Linked DNA regions of Mus musculus: regions 1 and 2 are each linked to region 3. A link is a loop called in an ENCODE intact Hi-C map of the cell type or tissue named here. Cell type or tissue: left cerebral cortex. All regions are shown on one strand. Links, peaks and the distances in the headings refer to the core of each region. The heading gives the core; the rest is flanking DNA. Region 1 has its middle 7.2 kb from the start of Gm29903. Region 2 has its middle 13 kb from the start of Ern2. Region 3 overlaps Prkcb (protein kinase C, beta).

Region 1 (8,362 bases), core at 2,382-6,381, 210 kb after region 3:
TGTGTGTGTGTGTGTGTGTGCATATGTGTGTGTGTGTGTGTGTGTGTGTGTGTGCGTGTGTGTGTGTGTGTGTGTGTGATGTATACAGGTGCTCACAGAGCCCAGAAGGCTCCATCAGATCTGGTGTCCAGGCAGTTGTGAGCTCCCTAATGTGGGTGCCAGGAACAGAACTTGGAGTCTCTGGAAGAGCAGCAAATCCTCTTAACTGCCGAGCATCACGCTGGCTCCTGTATTTTGATATCAGCGCCATTAACACTGAGAATCCCACCTCACGTACATACTTAACACAAAACGGCAGAAATATTTTTAGGTACACTTCAAAAATTATTGGACACATATATCCAGGCGTAATTACAGGCCTTTGTGTAATGATTTTTTTTTCCTTTTATTTTTGAGGTTATAATTACAAACTTCTCCTTTTCCTTTCTTCTCATGTGCCCCTCCTGGCTCACTTTCAAATTCATGGATTATTTTTCATTAATTGCTGCATGAATATTTGTATGTGTGTGTCCATGTGCGTGTGCGTGTGCGTGTGCGTGTGTGTGTGTGTGTGTGTGTGTGTGTGTATTTACCTGGCCTGCTCAGTCTGTATAATGTCACTTGTATGTATATGTTTTCAGATCTCCCTGTTTGACATTGGGTAATAAATCGGTGTGCTCCTCCCTGAAGAATACTGTATCTCTGGTGTCAGCATTGCTTCGTTGCCTGCGGTCCCTGGTGTGGGATGAGGCCGGAGGTCATGGCCCATCCACACTGGCATGTCTGTTGTTGCTGTTCAGCTCATCCTTAGGCAGCCATGTTGGTGAGAGTTTTATGGGTGCCACTTCTGGCATTGCTAGGAGACAGTCTCACAGCCACTGGTCATCTGTCTCTCCCAATCCTTCTGCCCCCTCTTCCGCAATGTTCTCTTCCGTGTTTTGCAAATTTACCTGTTGTGACTGGGCTCCACAACTCTGCATATTGATTGGTTGTGGTTTTCTGTAGTGGTGTCCATCTGCTGCAAGAGTAGTTTTCCTGATGGAGGTAAGGACTATACTTATTTGTAGCTGGAAGTGCCAATATTTAGAGTTATAGTTAGGGATTACATTGGTTTAGTAAAGTGGTGGTCATGGGCTTTCCCCCAAAATCCACGACTTCACTAGTCCTGAGCAGTTTGCTAAGTTTTCTATACCAAGCATGGTTTCCCTCTTCTTAGAGGAGTGTTTTGTTTTGTTTTGTTTTGCTCTTCGAGACAAGGTCTCTCTGTATAGCTGTGGCTATCTTGGAACTCATTCTGTAGACCAAGCTGGCCTTGAACACCGAGATCCACCAGTCTCTGTCTCCCCAGTTCTGGGATTAAAGGCGTGTGCCATTATCCTTGACCAAGGGAGTCTTAAGTACAGTTAGAGAGCTGTTGGTTACCATCAAGGCACGATGCCACTACTGCACCCTTAGGGCTATCGTGCTGTGCTCATTGTTATGGTTCATGGGCATCATACATATTGGTATTGCTTCCCTCCTTTGGAGGCTCACGTGGCCCCTTCTGTAGCCAAACGATGCTATGAATGCTAGTCCTCAGGAAACAGGAGCCACTCAGGTCAGTTCCAGCTCAGGGGGTCTCTGGGCCCTGTTTCTGACATGCATAGTGTCTTCAGCAATGAAGACTTACCCTCTACTTCTGAGGGGGCAACCAAGAGAACTAACAATAGCCTGTATGTTTTCTGAATCTCTTGGACATCTGTCACCAACAACTCAAAGGAGAGTTTCTCTTACCTGGTGTTGGAGTTTTTGTTAGGTAATCTTTGGCTCTTGAAGGGAGCAGTGGCAGCCCCTGTGAGAGAATTTCACTTAAATTACATATGTATGTATATTTACACACAGACCTACATGTAAGATGTTTTAGGTAAATAGTTAATAGCATGATTCCTATGACTGTTTAATTTTATTGTTGTTTCTTGTTTTGTTTCATTTTTTATCAAACTCGGGTCATCAACTCAAAACAACTCATAAAAAGCAAGTGTTTTAGCACAAAGCAATCCAAATGTATGCAGATTTGTCCCTTGCTGGGGAAATGACAGTAGGAAAATACCTCTTTGTTTTGTGTAATTGACTCACTGTGTTTTTCTAAGAGCAGAAAATGGGTATTTACAGCAAAAATTTCTGCAGATAGTCAATTGCACCCTTCTCATTCACTGGCTCTGGGTGGCCTGAGGACACAGGCAGTGCAAAGTGGTGTGGGGTGTGCTCAGACTCAAGGCTGCAGCAAAGTCTCAAAGTCTCAAGATGGTGCTGCCAGAGGCACATCCATTCCTTACGTGTATAACTTTGGACTGCCTTTTGGTCAATGCACATTCAAAAACCATTCACTGTTGCCAAATTATCCTGGAGGCCCCCCACATGATGGGCAGTTTAAGGAGCTGTGATGCAAAGGATACTGGGAAGGCGACTCTCAGGAAAGGAAATACAGCTTATAGACACAAGAGAAAGCTCCATCCCACACACAATTAAGGCAATGTAAATTAAAACCATAATGAGGAACTATTTTCTCCTACCAGACGGACAGCGGATGCTCAGGTAGGCTGTGAGCAACTACTTGTACATCAGAAAACAGCACCTCCCACTAGTCAGGTGCGCATCCTGCCCAGCAACTGGCCCATCTGAACTTCAGGCCCACTTGCTGTGCTGCCTGGACCTTTGCAAACAGGTCTCTGAAGTGAGCACCCTGACGCTCTGAAGAAAACATTCTTGGCTTTAACTGGCCGTCAGAGTGTAACTCCACACAGTAGGACTGCACCTCACTGCCTGCCCTTAGCCATTTGAAAGCACTTTGTCTCCATTGCCATGTAGAGAGGCAGAGGCCTCACTACCGACCTCTCCCTTATCCCTACATCAATTTTACTGGGTATTATTACTAATGATGGTAGCCAGCCAGGAAATGTTTGCTGAGAATCTGCACACAGTTAGCCTTTTTCTGACTTCTAATAGTCCCAGTGGTGGTGGGAGGGGGGTGGCGGTTGTGTGCTTTGGGTTTGTTTGTTTGACTTTTATGTTTTGCTTTATTTTTAAGACAGAGTCTTTCTGCATAGCCCAGGCTGGACTTAAGCTCCCGATTTCCCTACCTCAGCTGCCCGAATGCCAGGATGACAGGTGTGCACCACCATGCCCACACACTTTGTTATTTTTCCTTTTTTGAAATTTGCCTATATGACTTGAAGTAATGCATTTAGTAGATCTCTATCCACAGACATCATAATTCATACTAGTTCTGGGTTTTTTTAAATTCTGTGGTTTTTGCAAATCATAAAAACTTACTCTAACTAGCCTAAAGAGCAGGTGTTAGAAGAATGACTATGGTGTGGGTTCTAGGGTACAGTAAAAAATCCAAAGGGACTGAACGACTGTGAATCTGCACAAAGGCAGCAGTTGAAGGGGCTCACATGCTCCTTCCAGTCTATGTTTCCGGCCCCTCCTGTCAAAACCCTGAGGTCCACTATGGTCAAGGGGGTGGGGCACTAGCCTGTCTGCTGTTGAAGCAGTTGCAGGAAAACATGGGTTTCTGGGCAGTCATCTCTGTACTCCTATGATGCAAACGTTAATTGTTCTCCATCAGAATACTTGAGAATGGATTCAAGGTCTGATTGAAGGAAAGGCAGGTGGCCTGTCTCCGATATTATCCACGACAGAGTGCGGGGAACTGGAGATCAGACTGCCTTAGCTCTGAGGGCCTAGTTCTCTTTTCCTTAAGCAATCGGGAAGTCTCTTGCCTCTCTTCTCCCCCTAGCGGGAGGAGAGGTGGTGGCGGTGACGTTTGCCGGGTGTGAGTGGGATGCTATGAAGGTGGAGTGGAGGTGGAGATGTTTGGGGGATGGTTTCAGGTGGTAGTGGTGTTTGAGAGTATTGGAGGTAGTATAAGGTGGGGTGGGGATGGAGTGGTATTTGAAGGGTGGTTTTAGCTTGGGGAATTAACCTGCCGACAGTTTGTCTTGAGATTCTTTTCCTATTTTGTGCACAGAAGTCCCGCTCTGCCCCCTGGTGGAAGCCACCCGAAACTACAAGGAGAAAACGACTTCAGGCCTCTTCTGAGGCAGCCCTTGCTTGCCTTGTTAGATTGTTTCTAGCTATTTTGTTGCGGGCTTTGCCTTAATAGCTCACCTACCTCAGGCCAAGTTCCAGGCCTGCTACCTGTCCTTGACGCTCTAGCACACGCGCAGACTTCCGAGGGCTGCTTTAAGGGCCACAGATAGAATCGCTTTAAAAACAAAGGCAGGGGTTGTAGGGTTGGCTTTGTGGTTAAGAGCATGTATTGCTCTTCCGGAGAACCTAAACTCATCCGTGACAGGTGGCTCACAACCACCTGACTCTAGCTCCAGGGTAGTTGGCACCTCTAGCCTCTGAGAGCATCTACACGCCCACACACGTAATTTAAAATAAATAAAAATTTAAAACCCACCAAAGTATATAATCTTTCAGTTCTGGAAGGAAACTGTCTGAAGCACTCACTGGGCCATATTCCTTCCAATGCCCATAGAGGAGCCCTTCCTTCCCTCTCTGTAGCCTCAAGACATCTAAGCAACCTTCTCTTGGTCGTGAATGTATTGCTCCAGTCCTCTGCCTTCACAGGATCTGCCTTCTCTCTGCATCTCTTCATCCCTCTGTGCCTGTCTCTTTGTCTCCAATTCCTGTTTTCTAAGCAGTACAATACCCTATTATTGGATAAGGATCCACCTGCTCATTAGACGTCATTTAAAGGCTGGGATTAGAAAGCCAACGTGCACTAAGATGAAACGTATCATACTTGGTTGATACCGGTAACTGTGAATTAGACTGTGCACCACTGGTTCCTGATTTGAACATCTGGTCCCCACATAGTGGCTCTGCTTTGTGAGATTATGGAATCTTCAGGAGATGTGGCCTAGCTGGAAGAGCTAAGCCACTAGAGCCTAGCCCATGAAAGTTAGAGTCTAGACCCTGGGTTCACCACTCTCTCCGCTTCCTGGTCCTCAGGAATATGAACTGCTTCCTCTTTATGCTCCCATGGCAACCATGCCTTCCTATTACAATGGACTGAAATTCTAAAATCATAAGCCAAAATAAACATTTCCTCCATTAAGCTAAGTTGCGTAGCTTGGGTATAGGTGTTTGCCAGCAGCTAATAAAACACCTTATTAACCATAACCACATCATTTTTGTAAAGCTCCTCCATTTGGATTAAAGCGACAAGTCCTGAAACCACAATAATTTGATTTTCAAAACTAAAGTAACTTCTTTTTCTAGATATTCTTCCATCTCTCTTCTCATTGGCTGATCCAAAGGTAGCCTGACTGCAAGGCAATACTATCTACCACTCTTCAATTAATGTAGAAGAAACTCAAAGCTACAGGTTTGATTTAATAAATGATTTACTAATAGATTTGCTTAGAAGACATTAAATCACACTCTCATTCATTAATACTGTCATGTGACATGCTTGAAAGACATGGATTAAAAGCAGAAATACAAACCGCTTGCTCATGTCATCCTCAAAGATCTGAATAAACAACTTAGATAGGGTGTTCCTTGTGTCCCAAGTGTGTCAATCAAGTTGATACAAACAAACCAGACACAATCAGTGCTTGTTATGATGAAATGACAGTCTCTTTCACTAGGAGGTCGGCAGTGTCAAAATGAAGCTGAATATCTCTTTCCTTGCCACCTACTTCAGAAACTCTTTAAAGTGGACAATGAGTGTAAGCTGTGCGCTTTCTGTGAGAAGCCCTGGCCACAGAAATAGCCGCTGAAGCTCTGGGTGAAGATAGAATGGTCATGTGGTCCAGATCAGTGGTAGGAACTATACACAAGGTTTTCCCATCGAGCAAGGTGCTTGACGGCAAAGGGCGCCTGCTGCTGAGTCAGGGACGTTCTTGTTCTAGCCCGAGGAATGCTGGAGAGAGAGTCTGTCTGAGGATGCATTGTGGGTGCCAATCTGAGTGTTCTCAGCTTGGTTATTCTATAAAAAGCGGTGGGGGTGGCTATTCCTGGACTGACAGATAGTATTGTGCCTTGGCAATTGGTGCTGAGAAGAGCTAGCAGAATCTGAAAGTCTTTCGATGTCTGAAGAAGATGGTGCCCACCAGTATGTTGTCAGAAGGCCCGTAAACACAGAAGATAAACCCCAGGACGGAAGCATCCAAGATTCACCCTGGTGTCACTCCATGTGTCCTGCAACACAAATGCAGAGGTATTGCCCTGAAGAAATGACACAGTATGAAAAATGAGGAGGAGGCTACAGAAGATGCTAAATCTTTGGCCAAGTATATGAAGGAAAGCCAAAGAAAAAACCAGGAACAGATTGCCAGGAGACGTAGGCTGTACTCGCTGAAAACTTATACTTCTGACTCCAGTCAAAAGTAAGTCTTTAAGAGTAACAAATAAATGATCAGGCCTGGGGAGTGCAATAACCAGGTCACTTTGGGGCTGAGAGAGAGGGCACTGGGTAAAGGAACTTGCTGCTAAGCCCAGTGACCTGAGTTCAATTCCAGAAACCCACAGAATGGGAAAGAATCAACTCCTGCCAGTTGCCCTCTTATTTCCACACGTATGCTATGGTACACCCTACCCCCTGCATGCACACATAAAATAAAAATAAATAAATAAGCATACAATATTTTATGAGTCACATATGTTTCTCACATCAGATCCACTGGAGCACAGCCTGGCCAGGTTAACCTCACGCTATTATCTCTGCTCCAAGTCTGTCTTCTGCCCCAGACTGTTAGGTCGCACTGCTCAGTTTTGCATGAGTGTTAAAGGCTTGGTGGTGTCCGGGTGTATATTATCACTGACAAGGACACTTTAAGAACTGTGGCCTATTGGAAGGGTGTTAGGTCATTGGGGTCACGCTTTCAAAGAGATGGTGGTTCTCTTCCTTTTTTTTCTTTGTCTTTTTATTTTTCTTTTGTTTTTGTTGTTTTCGCTTCCTGGAAGTCATGAAGCAAGCAGCTTTGTTTCCATGAGTGTCCCTAGCGACATGGTCATACCAACCAAAACGCAATAGACTGACTGGCCATAGACTGAGACCATGAGCCAAAACAGCCCCACCCCTCCCTCCAACCTCCACCCTGCCCCATAAGGTAATGACTCGGCCATTCTGTTAGTGTAATGGAAAGCTGGCAAGCACACTTACCACAGAGGTGGTGGTGGAAATCTGGAGCAGTTCCCTATCTGCTCCCCAGTGGCTTGGGGAAGGCTGCCCTGAAGTGAGGAGCTAGCAGATATACCTGCCAGGTCTTGAGGGCTGGTGACAATGTCCCCGCCATTCGCTGTTTTGTTTGTTTTGTTTTTATTTATTGAGACAGGGACTTATGCAGCCCAGACTGGCCTCAAACTTGCTGTGTAACTGAGACAGGCCTGAACTTCTGGTCCTCCTGCCTCTCTCTACCTCCTAAATGCTGGGCTTTCCGGCCACTGCCAGGGCCGATCTCTCTCATTGTTTTGTTTTGTTTTACCCATTTTCACATGACTACTCGTGGTTGGAGAAACTTCCTAAGCTCTGGGAGACCCGATCCCAGTGGTGTGCTCCCCTGGAATGAAGACCACAGACTTGTCCAGCTGTTGGACCAAACCGTCTCACACTATGGCCCTTATCATGCTCAACCCTCACCTGTGAGTCCCCGACTACCATCAGCGATGCCCAGAAAACGCCACCTGTCCCTTCTCCACTGGAAGTTTACCAGCAGCCATTAACATTTGGCAATTAAATTTTATTTTCTTCACTCAACATTTTCGAGTGCAGGAATTCTCCATGTAAAGACATCAGAGCAAGTCAGAAGTTTCTCTCTGTTCAGTGGGGACTGTCCCATGTCCTCAAGAGAACCCCGGTTGCTAGTTTGCTGCTCATTCTTCCAGAACTACTTTTCAAAATGCACTTTAGACTAATGGAGTCTGGGTACACATGTGCATAATTTATAGAACTGTTAGATCAAGGGAACTTCAGCTCTGGGAATCGCTCATCCCAATTGTACCTTAAAAAGTCTCCTTAAACATTTTAGCACCAGCCGCTCTCTGGTGCCCCCACCTTCCTTTCCTCTGAGGTCAGCTGTCAGTTACCCTTCTCCAAATCTGTTCTCGTCTCTCTGGGTTCATGACCAGTGACTTGTCACGTTGCTGTGACAAAGTGTCCAACAGGAGCAATTGAAGGAAGGGTTAATTTGTGGTCCTGGTTTGAGGGTTGTGATGGTTGTGTGGGGGAAGGCTTGTTGGTAAAAAGGCAGGGCACAGGAAGCAGAAAGAGATGCGTGCCGTTAGCCTTTTTATTCAGTCTCTGAGCAGGGGCTGCCCACATTTAGGGCAGGTGTTCCCTTCTCAGTTAGCTTCTCCGGAAACACCCTCATGAGCGCAGCGAGAG
Region 2 (8,362 bases), core at 2,251-6,250, 260 kb after region 3:
GGTGGTTAGCCTGTATGTGTAACTCCAGGAGACAGAATCTAGACAGTGAGGACTTCTCCACTCACAGTACACATCTGTCATTTTGTGCCCCTGTGACTCCACAGAAGTGAGACAGAGTCATGGACCCATCTACCCACAGTGAACGGACAAGACTGCCTGTTTCCCCAGGGTCTCACCAACAGTGATTATCCAACACGCAGAGTCCTCCAGGTGGAAAGGTCTAGAAAACTCCACCTGCCTGTAGCAGAACGTGGAAGCACACGCCTTTAATCCCAGCACTCGGGAGGCAGAGGCAGGTGGATCCCTGAGTTCAAGGCCAGCCTGGTCTACAGAGTGAGTTCCAGGACAGCCAGTATTACACAGAAAAACCCTGTCTCAAAAAGGAAAGGAGGAAGGAAGGAAGGAAGGAAGGAAGGAAGGAAGGAAGGAAGGAAGGAAATGTCATCTGTAACCCTTGGCAGGTTTCACACCTTGAGAATTTAGATAATTTATGAAGTTATCACTACTAGCAAGACTTTTTTTTTTCAAGACAAGAGTTTTTCTGTGTGCCCTTGGCTGTCCTGGAACTGGTTCTGTGGACCAGGTTGGTCTCGAACTCACAGAGATCCACCTGCTTCTGCCTCACAACTGCTGGGATTAAGATATGCACCATCATCATCTGGCTTAGCAAGGCTTTTTTAGGAATAATTTTTTTTACAGTCATGTGTGCATGCACATGTGCTTGTGTGGTACAGTATGTATGTGTGTGTTGGTTAGTTCAGGTTGGTTTTTTTCTTCCACCATGTGGAGCCCAGAGATGAAATTAGGTCATCAGCGCCCTTAGAAGCTCCTTTACTCTATAAGCCATCTATCACATAAGCCCTAAGAAACACTTGAAAAGAAAACACACAGTTTAACACCCATCATATTAAGGAAAATGCAAATTAAAGCTACACCAAGATTTTTTTCATTTTCAAAAATGGGAGGACTCCAAGTGTTGGATAAACACCGTTGGTGAGACCCTGGGGAAGCAGGAAGTCTCATCTATCCAGTTTGGGTGGGTGACTCTGTCTCCGTTTTGTCCAGTCATGGGGGTCACAAAATGATAAATGTGTGTTCTTCTGGATCCTGCACTGAGAATTCTAAGAATTTTCCCTATGAAAACCCTTACCCACTTGTAAGACATCGCACTGTGCAAGATCATCTGACGTAGCATTGTCCTTTCCAGCAAAATCTTGGAAACCACCCACGTGTCCATTAGGTTAATGAAATATGATGAAGCTGGAAGGGGTGGGGAGCGCTTTCTACAGATTTTTATGGAAACACCTCTAAGATATACCAAGTGAGAAAAGCTAACTGTAGGCCAGTACATATTCTTGGGGGTTGATGTTTTCTTTAAACACTGGGAGAGCACAAAAAATACCTATGTTTTCATACATGCAGGACTGAATATGAAAGATACTTCTGATGAAGTGGGGACCTGGACAATGAGAAGGGACAACTGAGATAGATTCGGGGTGGCCTTTAGTGAGAGTCTTTCCACTTCTTACTTTTCCATATGGCTGTGCCTGAACACATGACAAACACTAAGCTGGGCATGGTGGTGTGTGCCCGGAATTCCAGCACTCAGGAGGCAGGGGAGGAGAACCCTGAGAATTCACAGCTAGCCGGCCCCTGTGTTTAAAACCATGAATAACAGCAGAGGAGACGGCCAAGTCAGCAAGGCAAGTGTGAGTTCCTGAATTCGAGTTCTAAAAAAACAATGCAGGGCAGTGGTGGCACACACCTTTAATCCCAGCTCTTGGGAGGCAGAGGCAGGCTGATTTATGAGTTCAAGGCCAGCCTGGTCTACAGAGTGAGTTCCAGGACAGCCAGGGCTACACAGAAAAACCCTGTCTCAAAAAAAAAAAAAAAGAAAGAAAGAAAGAAAGAAAGAAAAGAAAAGAAAAGAAAAGAAATGAAACAAACAAAACAACAAAACTGGGCACAGTGGTATGTGCCTGTGTTTCAAAGTGACATGGAAGGTAGGAACAGGCAGGTCCCTGGGAGCTCAGCTAATCTAGTCTAGTTAGAGAAATCCTGGCGCGCTCTCTCTCTCATTATTTTATTTTATTTAGTTATTTTATTGAGACAGAGTCTCACTATGTAGGCCTGTCTAACCTGGAATTTGCTGTATAGGCCAGACTACCAGACTAGCCTTAAATTCACAGAGATTCACCTGCCACATAAAAACATGCACACATGCACCCACATAAAAAAAAAAAGAATAAATCATTTTTAATTTAAGTTCAATCAAAACCAAAATTTAAAAATTGAAGATAGTTTCACTTACACACAAAATCTTATTTAAAGTCATCGCACCCGTGTCTCGCCCTCGGTTTCATCTGTGAATATACTGGAACTCAAATTAGTTGTGCTGAGTAAAAAGAAGACAGACCAACAAGGAAAAGAACCTGTTCTGGGGCCAGTGAGGTGGCTGAGCAGGTAAAAGGGGGCCAGTGAGGTGGCTGAGCAGGTAAAAGGGGGCTTGCTGCCAAGCCTGATGGCGTGAGTTCGGTCACCTGAATTCACACAGTGGATGTCCTCTGATCTCCACATGAATGCTGTGGCATGGGCATGTCTATACAGCCACATGCGCAAGCTCCCGAACACACAAAAGTAGATGTACAAATGCAATGGAACATTTTAAATAATTATGCTACATATCATTGGCAAACTTCGGGATCAGTGAGACAGCTCAGCAGGTAAGGACAAGGATGCTCAGTGCCAGGCATGAGGATCTGAGAATGTGCATTGTCACCGTAACCCACAAGGTCGAAGGAGAGAGCCAGCCCCTCTAAAGATGTCCCTTGACCAACACGTGTGCAAGGCAGCAGGCATGCGCGCATGCGAGACACACACATATACACACTGAGACACAATAAATAAATGTAAAAAAAAACCCACATGTACATAAAAATCCACCTCTAAGAAATGCAAACTAACCCACAGGGACAGGAAGCAGACTCGCTGAGCAGTGAGTGACTGTTTAGGAAGTGTGAGCAGGTAGATTGCAGGGGTATGAAAAACCTTTGTGTCTGATGGATGTTAACGGCATAGTGTGTTCATGATGCCAAAACATACCAGGTTCTCACACTGTCTCTGTCTCTGTTTCTCTGTCTCTCTCTGTCTCTCTCTGTCTCTCTCTGTCTCTCTCTGTCTCTCTCTCTCTCTCTCTCTCTCTCTCTCTCTCTCTCTCTCTCTCTCTCTCTCTCTCCCTCTGTGTGTGTGTGTGTGTTGTTTTGGGGGATTGTTTGTTTTAGATTTGATTTTAAGGAGCTGGAGAGCTGGCTCAGTGGCTAAGTGTGCCCACTGCTCTCTCTAGCAGAGGGCCTGGGTTCAGTTTCCAGCATCCATAACAGTTGGCTCACAACCACCTGTCATCAGTTCCAGGGAATCTGATGCACTCTGGCCTCTGTGAGTACCTGCAAATATATAAAACTTATTTAGGCATACATTCGTAAATGGGGTGGTTTGAACGAGAGTGGCTCGCCCATAGACTCCTATGTTTGAATACCTGGTCCTCAGTTGGTGGAACTGTTTGAGAAAGATTTCGAAGTATGGCCTTGACGGAGGACATGCCTCACTGAGGGGAGAGCGTTGAGGTTTCGAAGGTCTCCAGCCATTCCCTGTGTGCTCTCTCTCCCCACTCACTGATCAAGATGAGAGCTTTTACCTGTTCCAGCCACCATGTTTTCCCTCTGCCAGTGTGGACTCTAACCCTCTGAAACCATAAGCCCAGTCAAATGCTTTCCTTCATGCCTTGGTCATGGAGTTTGGTCACAGCAATAGAAAAATAACTAAGACAATAATTAAAACTAAAATAAGTAAGTCTTTTCTTAAGATTAAAGTTTTGGTGTGTATATCTGTGAGCCTGCGTGAAGATATATCACCTGTGTGCAGGAGCCCTTCTCAGAGACCAGAAAAGGATGTTGGATCCCCAGTCACTGAGATTACAAGAGGTTGCGAGCCACTGTGCAGGGGTTAGGAATCAAACCTAGGTAAGGGCTCTTAACCACTGAGCTATATCTCCAGGCTAGGTTGTGAATTTATGACATGTGCAATTGATTGTCAATAAAATATGTTAAGGAGAATTTCATCTTTTTTTTTTTCACTTGAATTTCATTCCATTACATTCTATACTATATACACATAAAATATTAGGGCAGGAATCATGTATAAATTTTAAAATAATTATATATCCATTGGAGGATACATAGTTTAAGATTTTCTCTCTGAAAAAGCTCTATGTTCACGTAGGGCACGACTGAAATCAAATTTCAAACCCAGTTACAGCCACAGACATTTATCTGCTACACTCTACTGCCCCCTGCTGTAAGTAAATGATGTTACATCCTTGACCTACAGAGTACACACACGCAGTTGTAAAGGTCAGATAAGATAAATTCCAGGGCAAAGGGTTTTTTTCCTAAGGAACTACTTAGAACCTCTCTGCAGAGGGGTTGGCGGGTGAAAGAAAAAAAGGAGAGAACACATGAGTCAAGGGTAACGCTACATATTTCTAGCATATCAGATTCAAGGAAAAACAAAAACAAAACAGGAACCATTCAGAGCTAGCTGTAAGGTGCTGTGGTGGCAGGTGCTTTTAATCCCAGCTCTTGGGAGGCAGAGGCAGGTGGATCTCTGTGAGCTCGAGGCCAGCCTGGTCTACAAAGCAAGTCAAGGACACCCAGGGCTATTACACAAAGAAACCCTGCCTCACAAAACAAAACAAAAGCAAAACAAAAACAAAAACAAAAAAAAATGAGAGGGGCCTCAGCTGTTAAGGTCACTTGTTGGCTCACAACCATCTATAACTTCCAAGGTATCTGGTGCCCTCTGTACGTACAGGCAAAATTTTCATACACATAAAAATAGTTAGCCTGTAGGCCAAACTGTGAACTTGAGTCCTGGGCATGCCATAGGCCTCTCCCAGGAGTGTACTGAGAGAAAGTGGTTTCCTGGAACACAACAGGCCGCCACCCTTCTTCCTAGTAACCCAGAACTTGAAGTGCAGCCTCTTGTCAGGCATTTTAGCAAGGAAAGCTTGCTGTCAGAAGTGCTCTTGCAGCTGGGCGTGGTGGCGCGAGCCTTTAATCCCAGCACTCGGGAGGCAGAGGCTGGCAGATTTCTGAGGTCAGCCTGGTTTACAAAGTGAGTTCCAGGACAGCCAGGGCTACCCAGAGAAACCCTGTCTCGAAAAACAAAACAAAAAAGAAGTGTTCTTGCTCAACTCCAAAGAGTCCTGGATCACCGGATCTACGACACCTACAGGCCTTTCAGACCTTGACTGTTGCCTGCTGTGTCCACACACTAAGGGGTCAGCTCATTTGTTCTGTTTAGGATACACTGTAACACATGGCTAAGAGTTCACCTGTGTCAAATACTGCTTATGATGATGCCTGTCAAAAACAGGAACCCATCCAACAACGAGCCCAGGACAACCCCAGAGCATCATGCTACTTAGTCCTACAGAGAGACTGAAAAGAGGTGGTGGGGGGAATAAGACATATCCGGGGGTCTTCTCGTTGAGAAGAACTTAAGAGTGTGATAGCTCACAGTTAACCCCAGTACTTTAAGAGGATGAGGCAGCTTGAGTTACATAGTGAGACCTTGTTTCAAAAAAGTATGGGGGAATGGGGTACACTAAGTTTCCAGTCTTGGCTCTATAGTTTTGCTTCCAATTAATGTGTGGACTCTTATCTCTAGTACTCAGTTTTGGCACAGGCCTGGTACTTGGTATTATTATTATTAATTATTATTATTATTTATTGTCACCAGCATTGTTATTGTTGTGTTATTAGACAGAGTTTCTCTGTGTAGACCTGGCTGTCCTGGAACTTGCTCTGTAGACCAAGCTGACCTCCTAAGTGCTGGGATTAAAGGCGTGTGCCACTACATTCTGCCAGTTGTCAATATTTTTTATTTTGTCTGTTTGTTTTATTTTTTTTCCCCCTCTGAGGCAAGGTCTTGTTAAGGAACCCAGCCTGGTCTCCAACTCTGATACCTGAACCTGAGCCAGAAGGCTGGGGCTGTTGGAAAGTGCCACCATGCCCTGATAGTCACAATTACCAGTCACTCATAAAAAATGTATGAAAATGTGGCAGTTGGCTCTAGGCACAGGATCTACTGCACCACTGAAATATAAACAGAAAAAGTTCCCAGGCATCCCCACAAAAAAATACAACATGATCCCACAGCCTCCCACGTGCCTTGGGATCACTACCTCCAAGTCCTGTCCCTCCCTTCCTTCTCACTCCATGTCCAGGATAACCAATCTTTCTTAATCATCAGCAGCAGAGAGTCCTTAAGTCTTTCCTTCAAAAGGAATGATAAGCCTGCAGTTTGGCATGTTACCACTAGAGGCCTCCCTTGAGGCAAGATCACTAAGCTAGGTTGGAGTACTAGTCACCCACCCAACAAACGACTAGCTTTGATTAGGTGAGTAAATTACTTAATGTCTCTGAAACATGGTTTGTTCGTCTGTAGATTGAGGACGATAGAACTTCTCCTGTAAGTTAGTTAACTTATTAAGAACATAAGTCTGTGAAGAAGATGCAGAATACTTTTTCAACAATGACTGTTTTTATATGCAGAAGGTTAAAAAAAAAAAAAGACTCATAGTCTGTGACCAATGGCGCTCTGGAGGGTGTTAGTGCAGGACTGGCGGGTGTTGAAGCCTAAGAGAATGTGCTGGTTCGTTTATTAACGTGACACAAACTAGAACGGCCTGGGAAGCAGGAGCTTCACCTGAGGAATTGCCTCCATCCGGTTGGCCTGGAGGCAAGCCTGTGGGTGCTGTTTTTCTTGATTAATGATTAATATGAGAGGGCCCAGTACACTGTGGGTGGCACCACCTCTGGGTTGATGGTTCTGGATTGTGTAAGAAAGCAAATCGGTGAGCAGCATCTCTTCCTGGCTTCTGCTTCCGGTCCTGGCTTCTGCTTCCGGTCCTGGCTTCTGCTTCCGGTCCTGCCTCCAGCTTCCTGCCCAAGCCTCCCTTGATGACCTATAGCCTGTAAGGCCAAATAAGCCCTTTCTTCCCCAAGTTGCTTTTGGCCTTGCCGCTTACCACAGCAACAGAAACCAAACTAGGACACTATATTTCTCTATTTTGTTGCTGTTGTTACTAAAACACCTAAGGCTGGCTGGACAAAACAAAAACAAAAAAGAAAAACAGGTATAGGACCAGTAACACAGCAGAAGACCTGATGACCTAAGTTCAATATTCAGGACCTACCTGGTGAAACGAGAAAAGCGACTCTTACAAATTGTCCTCTGACCTCCACACGTGTGCACATAGGTGTGCCATGGCACATAGGACCACACACATACAAGTAAACAAGTAAATGTGATTATAAACTTTTTTTAAAGGGGGTGTTTATTTAACTCACAGTATTGGAGGCCACACAATATGAGGCTCTATCAGGAATCTACAATAAATGGTAGGGTGTAGCCAAGAGAAAAGATCACATCTCAAAACACAAAGCCAGATGCTGGAGTCCCACAACCCCTTCCTGGTCCTCTCTTCCTAATGACCTAAAGACTTTCCACTTGGCCCCACCTCTTAAAGGTCCATTACTCCTAACATCATCATCCTGGCCACTAAGTCTTTAAAACATGAACTCTGGGTTAACAGACCTCCAGACCATAATACTGGACATTAACAGTGTCAGCAAACAGCTCCTTCATTTGTCAGGAGCAAGACGCACATCAATGCCACGTAAATGCTTACTTTTATGTAGATTGGAAAGATGCATAAGGAAAGGATCTTCTATTGTTGATTGCTAACTTGATTGGTTGGGTTGTTTTTTGAGACAGTGTTGCAAGACATTTGATCATACCGTAAACCCCAGGATGGTATTCTGGTGTGGCTCATCCCTTATCACACACCTTTAATTCCTCTGGCTGGAATACAGACATGCCCTTAGTACACACTGTTAATCCCAAACAATAAAGGTAAAGTTAGTTTGTAGAAGAAAGCAGCCATGTTTGAAAATGACATCTAATTGAGTGACAGACAAAGTGTCGAGTCAGAGAAAGATTTGACAGAATAGGATATGCACAACTCTCTTGAGGAGGTGAAAGGGAAGCTACTTAAGAGAGCAGTGCAGGCAGAGAAAAGAGAAATGAGAGAAAAGGAGACAGTTTTACCAGGAGAGTTTTACAGAGACAGGTTTAAGAGAGAACAAACCAGACACAGAAAAAGACAGAATGAGCTAGAGAATGAAAAGGAGCCAGAAGATTAGAACAGATTGTCAGAGTTAGTTTGAGGCCCAGCAGAGCAATTCAGGGAAAGCCTAGAGAAGTCAGATTGAATCAGTCAGCTTGGAAAGGAGTCTGA
Region 3 (8,362 bases), core at 1,584-5,583:
AAAGAAAAAAATAAAGTTATTAACTTCACAGGTAAATGGAAAGATACAGAATTATATACAGCCAGATTAATACAGCCGGATCAGTCATTCCGGCTGAAGTAACCCTGACCCAGAAACAGAACATGCTCTATCTCACATGTGGATGCCAGCTTTGAGTCTTTCCACACGTGTGTTTGAATTGGAGTACCCAGTAGAAGGCAGGGGACTAGGGAGGGGGCTGGGAAGGCATTCAAGAGAAAGACAGAATGTGAGTGATATGAAGGGAGAAGGGGAGTAATACAATGGGAAGGATTAACTGGGACGGGAGAGCCTGGTAAAGGGGGGGGGGGAGTGTGGAGAGGGAGAGCTAACACGGAAGACATTGAAAAACCAAGTGGAAGCTCACTGCCATAGCCCCCTCCTAAACTATACATGATACATATGAAAACAGAGTTTAAATGGAGTTGCCCTGTAACAGAGACACAATGCTGCTCCATGATCCCACAGACCAAATAAAAAGCCTGGTGACAGGTATGGGATACTTTTTTTTGAGTCGTTAGTCCCATGTCCTTTTAATATTAGAGGCTATTGCCGTGGCTCTTGGTTACTGTCCGGAACTTCATGGTAAGACCCTACTGCCCCAAACCCACACATATTTGAGTCTCAGGACATGGAGAAATCAAGCTGGTACCAGCCTGGATGCTTCGGCTCTACTGGCTGCTGTTCACAGTGCTGAAAGGTTCTATGCATCCTAGTGGGGGAGATAACCCACCAACAGTCTTACCTAGCTGTGAATACTGTAAGCTACAATAGGAAGCAGCTGGAGAGGTATGGCCCCCAGTGCAATCATGGTACAAATGCTACGGGAGTGACCAACTACTTTCTTATTGGATTTAAGGCTTGCTCTGACGATGGCACTCATGCCTGATGTCATTAACTGGACCAAAGACCTGTGGCTAACTAAGTCATAGGAGTGAACCTAATTCTGCCAAATGGACATAGTGATAAACTGATATGAATAGATCAGTACATCTTTCAAGCCTTATCAGAGAAGTTACTTTTCTAATAAAGTGGCAATTGATACTATGGTGGTTTGAATATGCTTGGCCTAGGGATTGGTGCTATTTGGAGATGTGGTCTTGTTGGAGGAAGTGTGTCACTGTGGGCGTGGGCTTTAAGATCCTCATCCTAGATGCCTGAGAGACAATCTTCAACTAGCAGCCTTCAGATGAACTCTCAGCTCCTCCTGCACCATGCCTGCTTGGATGCTGTCATGTTCCCGCCTTAATGATAATGGACTTAACCTCTGAACCTGTAAGCCAGGACCAATTAAATGTTGTCCTTATAAGAATTGTCTTGGTCATGGTGTCTATTCACAGCAGTAAAATCCTAACTAACAAATACAGAGACCCAAGACTGGTCATCATGCAAAGAATGAAAGACTGTGGAGTGCTCGGATCTAAATGATGTCTATATCACAGTCCCTTCCCCCAGAACACAGGAATCATTGCAGATGAGGGGAGAAAAGCTACAAGACCCAAAAAGTAGTGGACATCTGCATCAAAATAACATCTGTGAGAATGACATATGATTATATGCACAGGATCAAGTCAGCCGAAACTCCAGCATGGAAGTCAGACAGAAGGGTTCATTAAACTCCACCTCCAGCTGAAGAGTCACTGGCACTTGATGGCTGTGGCAGAGGGACAGTCAATTTTCTTCAGGGAGGTGGCCCTACACCCATGAGAATCCAGGCAGCACTAAGAGGACCAAGTGGTTTCTTTTCATTTATTTCTTAAGAGCATCTAAAGTTGGGAAGAAAAAAGGTGGAAGGGGGAAGAATGGGAGGGGTGGGAAAGGGGTAGATTTAATCAAAATACGTTATATGCATGTAAGAAATCCTCAGATCTAAAAAGATGTGGCTGTTGTTAATGCAAACCATCACTTTGTATACTAACCTAAAATTTAAATTTAGAAAGAATATAGCCATAATGTATGAGATTGGAATGTCAGATTTTCTGTTGATAGGATGATAATGAATCAAAATCGGTTGAATAATATATTGTTATATGCACAAGGACTCAGAATTTTGACTTCTGGCTCATTGTATGACCGTGATCTAGTGTTATGACATGGTGTTACCTTCTCCCATAAGGTCACTAGGCATAGTATGTCAACATGGCTTCCTATGTTTCTAAAAGTACCACTGCTCTGTATCATCCAGAGAACAAGGAGGTCATGGGTCCAAAGGGTGCATCCTGGTCCCATGATGACTTACTGTTGGCATTGGATGAGATATTAAAGATTGTGTGTGTAATCAACTTTCTTATAACAATAATACTGTGAGATAGAATCTCTGCTGATTCTAACCTCAGAAGGTACCTGGAGGTCTCAGGTCTAACAGGATCTTTTATTGTATTCTGATTCCACAAATGTGCAGTGATGCCAAACTTACCAGGGGTTGGGAGGCACAGGTCATGAACCAAAAAGACCCACTCTGCCCCTGTGGGACTAATTAATGTCTGTGGAAAGGCAAACCCAAAACTGTAACCATCCAAGTTCAAGTTCACTATACTCTGTGTGACTAAGGCATGGGGAGGTGAAGGCTGAGAATCTAGTGAGTTCTGCAAAGGAGTTAAGCTCCAGCAGAAAACATGGCAAAGATGAGCTTGCACAGGGCCACCTTCTAGAGAATTCCTGGAGAGAGTATGGATGGATAGTGGCCCTACTGTGTCTGATCTAAGTGACCTGAGGATGTGAGGAACCCCACTGATGGGTTCAGAAGAATTGGCCATTCTGATCATGGCCTACAAGAGCCACGGGAGTGAAGAGACAACTTGGGTTTCAGCAGTGGGGAAGATAGACGCCCTTCTGCCCAGGGAAGGGCTGGATTTATGCACAGCATATGAGACCCAGGTCTGACAACGGTGTCCCAGGCTGGTGGCCAGTAGAAAGTTCTAACCCCACAAGTGCGTCTAGGGTTTGTGTGAGGTAAAACACAAGGCCACTTCTGGTGCAGAACTTCTGAGAAGGCCCCAGGCAACCTTTAAGTCTCTTATTAGAATCAATAAATAAGGTTATGCTAAGCACAGCCTATGCCTGAATTGTGAAGGAGTTATTAGCAAGGTGTAGTGACACGGTGGCCCAGATGGGAATCTCTGCTCTGTCTCTGATCTTGGTTAAGCTTTGCCAAGTCTTAGTCTCTCTTGGCCTGTGAAGGCAACAGCATTAGTCCATTGAGCAATCTCACAGACACTACTAAAATGCTTGCAGCTTTATAATTAAAGTTTGCGGGACCCTAAGGATGGAAAATTCTATTCTGAACTTTAAGGGGGCCTCAACTTTTCTACCTTCCATTATTGAGTTGAATTGTGACCCCCCCCCCAAATCCTAAGTTCAAACCTGCATCCTGCCACCTGTGACCATGACCTTATATGGACATAAAGTCCTTATGGTTGTGCTCAAGTGAGGATCAGGTCATAGTAGGTTAAGGTGGGCCACAATCCAATGGTTGGCATCCTAATTTAGCAGACGTACAGCAAAGAACACATACACATTAGAGTCACAGAACCCCAAAGACTGTCAGCAACCAGCAGAAGTATAGATCAGAGTCCCTTGGAGCCCAGCACAGGGAATAACACTACTGACCTAGACCTTCAGGACTCTGCAAGAATCAAAGTCCATGGTACTTTGTTGCTATAGCAACAGATATCACAGATGTGTCCCAGGACAGCCTGAGAGACATTAGTACAATTATGCAGAATACCTGACCTTGAGCTCAAAAGACTCCTGTGCCCTCAAATCATCAAAGACTCCGAGTGGATTCCCCTAAGAGCTACTGCTGCTAAACTAGAAAAGGAAATAAATGGGAAACTAAGCAACGAGACGAAGCTAAGCTAAAACAGTAACTTGGTGTGTATAGGAGAGTGCTTTCAAGTCAGTTGGACCTAGCTGGGGAACTGAGCACCTGATGAACCTGTTTCAGGATGGGTACCAGGATAATGCTCACTTCCCTAGATCACATTCCTAAAATGAACTTATCAGGCAAGATGGTCCTGTGGCTCTAAATACACTCTGTAAATGTGACTGCCCATGGCAACCGTTTTCAACCACTAGGTGGCAGCAGAGCCTCAGTTTTTGTCCCTCAGGCACTGAAGGCTCAAGTCAATGGTGAGGGATAGGGCAGGCTTTCCTTGAACTTGTTACCCTAAGATTCTCTGTTGTCCCACTCCTACCCCACAAGCACCTCTCTGGGAGACAGCTGCCTCCTCCCTTGGCCTGTCCTTGAAGGAAAAGCCTCTTGATGAAGCCATCTTCTCTAAGAACTCACCAGGTTTCTGAAACGGCCCTTTCAAAAAGGAGTTATAGTTTTTAACTTTTATATGGTTTAAGCAAACTCTGACCACATTAGGGCTCAGCAGGTCAGTGCTACTAAACCCTTCTGGGGCCTCAGAAATTGGCCAACTTAACAAAACCGACTCCTTCCGTGATGAAATGGTGAGGCCTTGTATATACAAATTAGTTACGTAAGTCTACAGAGTTTGTGTCGCAAGCCTGGAAGAAACGGTTCCTTCAAATCCCCACACCATTGTGTCTAGTTTTTTTGTACTGGTTTTGCCGTGAGGAACGGGTAAGTCTCTGCCAGTCCAGCACAGGTGAATTCCTATTCTCTGAGTATCACAGATGCTCACCACAGAAAAGCAGATAGGCCCTTCTTTCTGCCCTTTGTGTGTCTCCTCTCCTAGGCAAATTGCTGTGTTTTCTCAGTTCAGACACAAAACAAGTATGCAGAATATTATAGTGATTGGCATAGCTCCCAACAGGTTAAAATAAATTTTGGAGGCCCCGGATAGTTCTCTGGCCTGCATACCCCCTCCCTCCCTCTTTAAGACATAAATTCTTCCAAATTTGGTGTTGGTCATCAAGACTCTATGTTCCCATTGGAAAAGTCTGGGGAGGAAGCAAGGATGCCTTCTCTGTTATCTGAAAAAGGGCACAGGCACTTCACGTTCCAGGAGACGCGGAGAGAACAGATAGGAGGCAGGAAGAAGATTCTGTGAAATTATAAGTCCTTTCAGTATCCTCAATACAAGGAAACCATAGGTGTCTGAGCAGTGCAGACATATGTGAAAATTATCTTGATTTGGTCATTATGATTTGCACATGTGTCAAAATATACCACGTCCACAAATGTATACTATTACTGTATTTTAATTACACATTCTTTGTTGCTGCTATTGTTGTTGTTGTTTTAAAGAAGGGCGAATGGAGGGCTCAGGTGGCCCAGAGATACATGAAGGTTACCTTGACTTGATGGTCACATATTGTACATGTGTCAGATATACTGTGGCCACAAATAAATACAATTATTATAATTTCAATTTCACATTTTGTTTTTAGAATGAAGCCTGGAAGGCTCAGCTGCCCTTTAGGCAGCTGAAGCCACCTCAAAGTGCTGAGAAGGTGGCTTTGAGGTTCCACAGTCTGAGGACTTCACTGTGGAGAAGGGCCACACTGGAGGCAGGAGCAAAGCAGCCACATTATGCACATTATGCCCCTCCGTGCACCTGTGACCTGCCTGGGCACTATCCCCACCCCCACCCACCCACCTCCCACCCCCTCACCCCTTCCCACCCCACCCCCACCCCCTCACATGTTCACGGAACTCTGGAACCCTGAAGCTCGGGCACCTCCCGATGCAGGAGCCTCGGGGCCACCTACCAACAACAATGAGAACCTCTCTGTCGATGTGGGCCTGGATATAGATGCGGCCGCGGCGTTCCGTGTGGTCAGTGCCGCAGAGGCTGGGGACGTTCATCACGCAGCGCTTGTGCACGTTCATCATACAGGCTGTGAGGGCAGAGAGAGGGAAGGGAGGAATGGCTCAGGCTGGTTCAGGTTGGCCCACGCTGGGGGCTCCAGGCATCAGCTGTACCTAGACCCACCGGTGCCTTCCTGTTCCCTGACCTTAGTGACACCCACCTAGCAGAGAACAAGTTACATCCTATCAGAAGGACTTCTCCAAATCTTTCTCCCAACCCTGATGCATGAAGGAAGGATGGGGGTCATTCTCCTTGAAGGCTAAGTTATAGCCTGAAGCAGTACCTCTATATTTCTATACTCCTGTGGTTCTGAAGTGCCAACTCAAATGCCCAGTGCACCATCCTGCAAGTGAGGGAAGATGTGGAGGTGGTCCCGTGGAGGACAAGGCCACACCCACCCAAGTAGACCCTATAGGAATGTTTACACGATGTTGTCAAACTGCCCCATGTTTAATGTCATCAAGAACACACTTACGTAAGATATCTCCTAGTTTAAAGTAGTGACATTAATAGCTTGAGTTCCCCAGAGAGCGGACACAACAGGGAGGTGGTGTATAGGAAGTGTTCTGCACGGGGATGAGCTGGCCCACCTTGTTATGGGGAGAAGACCTCAATACAGGACATCGGGTAACAACAGTACCTTTCCTACCCAGGGGTCAGGGGACACAGTGCAGACGTGGACCCTAAGCCATTAGGATAGAAGCCTCTCTTGTGGCACATGCCCCCCAGGACGTCAAGGACTTACTGTCGCATTTCATCCCCTGGTGAATAAGTCCATACAGCAGCGATCCACAGTGGTCACAGAAGGTAGGACTGGAGTACGTGTGGATCTTAAACTTGTGTTTGCTCCGGGGGTCCTGAGACCAAGAGAAACAGACAGAAGAGGCCACCGTTAGTGAGGAGAGCAGAGGACTGTGCCTGCATTGAATGGACAACTCATGAAGGACTGAACCGGGTCCTGCCATGCCCGTCAGGACCATCGCTGGAGCACCATGCACGGACTCGATACTAGACAAGTGGGGTCAGAGGGGTGGGTACGTAAGACAGATGACTGGTCAAACTCCATGTCCAGAAGGCATTCACAGGGCCAACCTGCAAATCCTAGCACTCAGCAGGCCCCCTGCTCCTAGCTCCACCCACCCCTTCCTTCTGCAAACAGTCTTCTAGAGTGATCTAAACCCAAGTCTAACCACAAAGTGTTCCCACTTACAGGTCATTTGACCCTCAGGGAACAACCTTCACAGAGGACAGTCTACAAGCCGTGGCCGAGAGGGCCGGGGTTCCACCCCTCCCTTTCACAGCAGAGCCCTTGAATTATAGCGGAGGCCATGCTCAATAGACACCAGAGTTCCTGGCTTCCTTTGTAGCTTGATGTGGCCATGGGTTCTGATCAATGGGAAGTATAAACTTCTGGATCATTCCATTAAAAGGAACATACATGTGCCTCTTGCCTCTTTTGCCCTCCCTACTGGCCAGAAAGTGAGAAAATGTTATGACCTTAAACTCAAACTTGGAGCCTGAGAACAGAGCCAGCCTAACAGCCTTGGACAACGCCTTTGAGGTTGATGCCTGAGAGAAAAGCCTCATGTCTGTCTGCCCAGGTCTCCATATATGGAGGACTACATGCTCATTACTATTTACTGGTTACAGCAACAGCTTGCACAATCCCTTAACTAATAAGCACGGCCACGACACCCTAGTGGTGAGGGGTTGAGGACACGGGGTCAGACTATGGAGCATAAACCAGCGCTCTTCTTTGTGGAATGGCTTTGGGCACGTTCTTTCATCTCTTTCTGCTTCAGTTTCCTTGTCCATAAAATGTACATAATGATAGTGCTAAGGCTATCATTATGGCATAAGACTGTTGGAAAGAATAAACGGATTAACCTGCGTGGAGGGCAGAGCATCCGAAGCACAGTGAGCTCTGAGTACAAGGATCCCAGCATCACTGTGGCTTCCCTATGGTGTATGCTCAGACACACGGACGGTGCCAGGTGCATAGCATGTTCTCAGTACTCAGAACACATTCACACACACATATATACATACATACACACACACACACACACACACACACACACACACACACAAAACACCCTCCCCCACTCTATGCTCTGCATGTCCCTCCTCCCTCAAATGCCCTCCTCTTTCCAAACCCAGGGCACAGCTGTTTCACCCTAGAATCAGTACTCAGCTGAAACTAATATTGTGGGTGAAGGTTCCAACCCAGGGCTGATGGGACACTTAGCTGCAGGCTGCAGTCCCTCTCTCCCTCCAGCCATTCACCGAGTCACCGGATTCACTGATCCAGGGGCAGGTACCACCTTAAAATTTATATATAATTTACACACACACACACACACACTACTGACAAGCTTGTCCAAAGAGACTCTTCTAATTTAAAATGAATCCACGTACCTATTCAAATCTGTAAAAAGAAAAAAAAATGAAAACTGACCATATCAAGGTATCAGTGCTGGTGAGAACACCGGAAATTTCCATGCAGTTGGCAGGGGTGGGTGGGGTTTATCTTCGAAGCTGAACATACTCTTATCAGAGAT

What was found. Peaks named below come from ENCODE experiments on the same cell type or tissue, not always from the same donor. Only the 100,000 strongest peaks of a DNase experiment are listed, where the experiment ranks them.
Region 1: a loop joins it to region 3, with 8 times the contacts of the local background. A loop is called at or near these places in 40 of 42 quality-filtered maps.
Region 2: a loop joins it to region 3, with 7 times the contacts of the local background. A loop is called at or near these places in 18 of 42 quality-filtered maps.

Annotation. Positions count from the first base shown.
Region 1 is chr7:122,247,306-122,255,667 of GRCm38, reverse strand. No RefSeq gene overlaps it. Among named protein-coding and RNA genes, the nearest start is that of Gm29903, 7.2 kb to the right of the region's middle. In left cerebral cortex, for the core only: CTCF peaks have their summits at 3,738 and 3,938; DNase peaks (open chromatin) are centred at 3,790, 3,970, 5,999 and 6,237; H3K27ac peaks cover 1,888 bases.
Region 2 is chr7:122,195,516-122,203,877 of GRCm38, reverse strand. No RefSeq gene overlaps it. Among named protein-coding and RNA genes, the nearest start is that of Ern2, 13 kb to the right of the region's middle. In left cerebral cortex, for the core only: a CTCF peak has its summit at 4,350 (motif pointing left); a DNase peak (open chromatin) is centred at 4,353.
Region 3 is chr7:122,455,511-122,463,872 of GRCm38, reverse strand. It overlaps Prkcb (protein kinase C, beta), which reads right to left. Exons shown (of 17, transcript NM_008855.2): 4 at 6,547-6,658; 5 at 5,701-5,829. Among named protein-coding and RNA genes, the nearest start is that of Gm51497, 160 kb to the right of the region's middle. In left cerebral cortex, for the core only: a CTCF peak has its summit at 4,078 (motif pointing right); a DNase peak (open chromatin) is centred at 4,098; H3K27ac peaks cover 635 bases.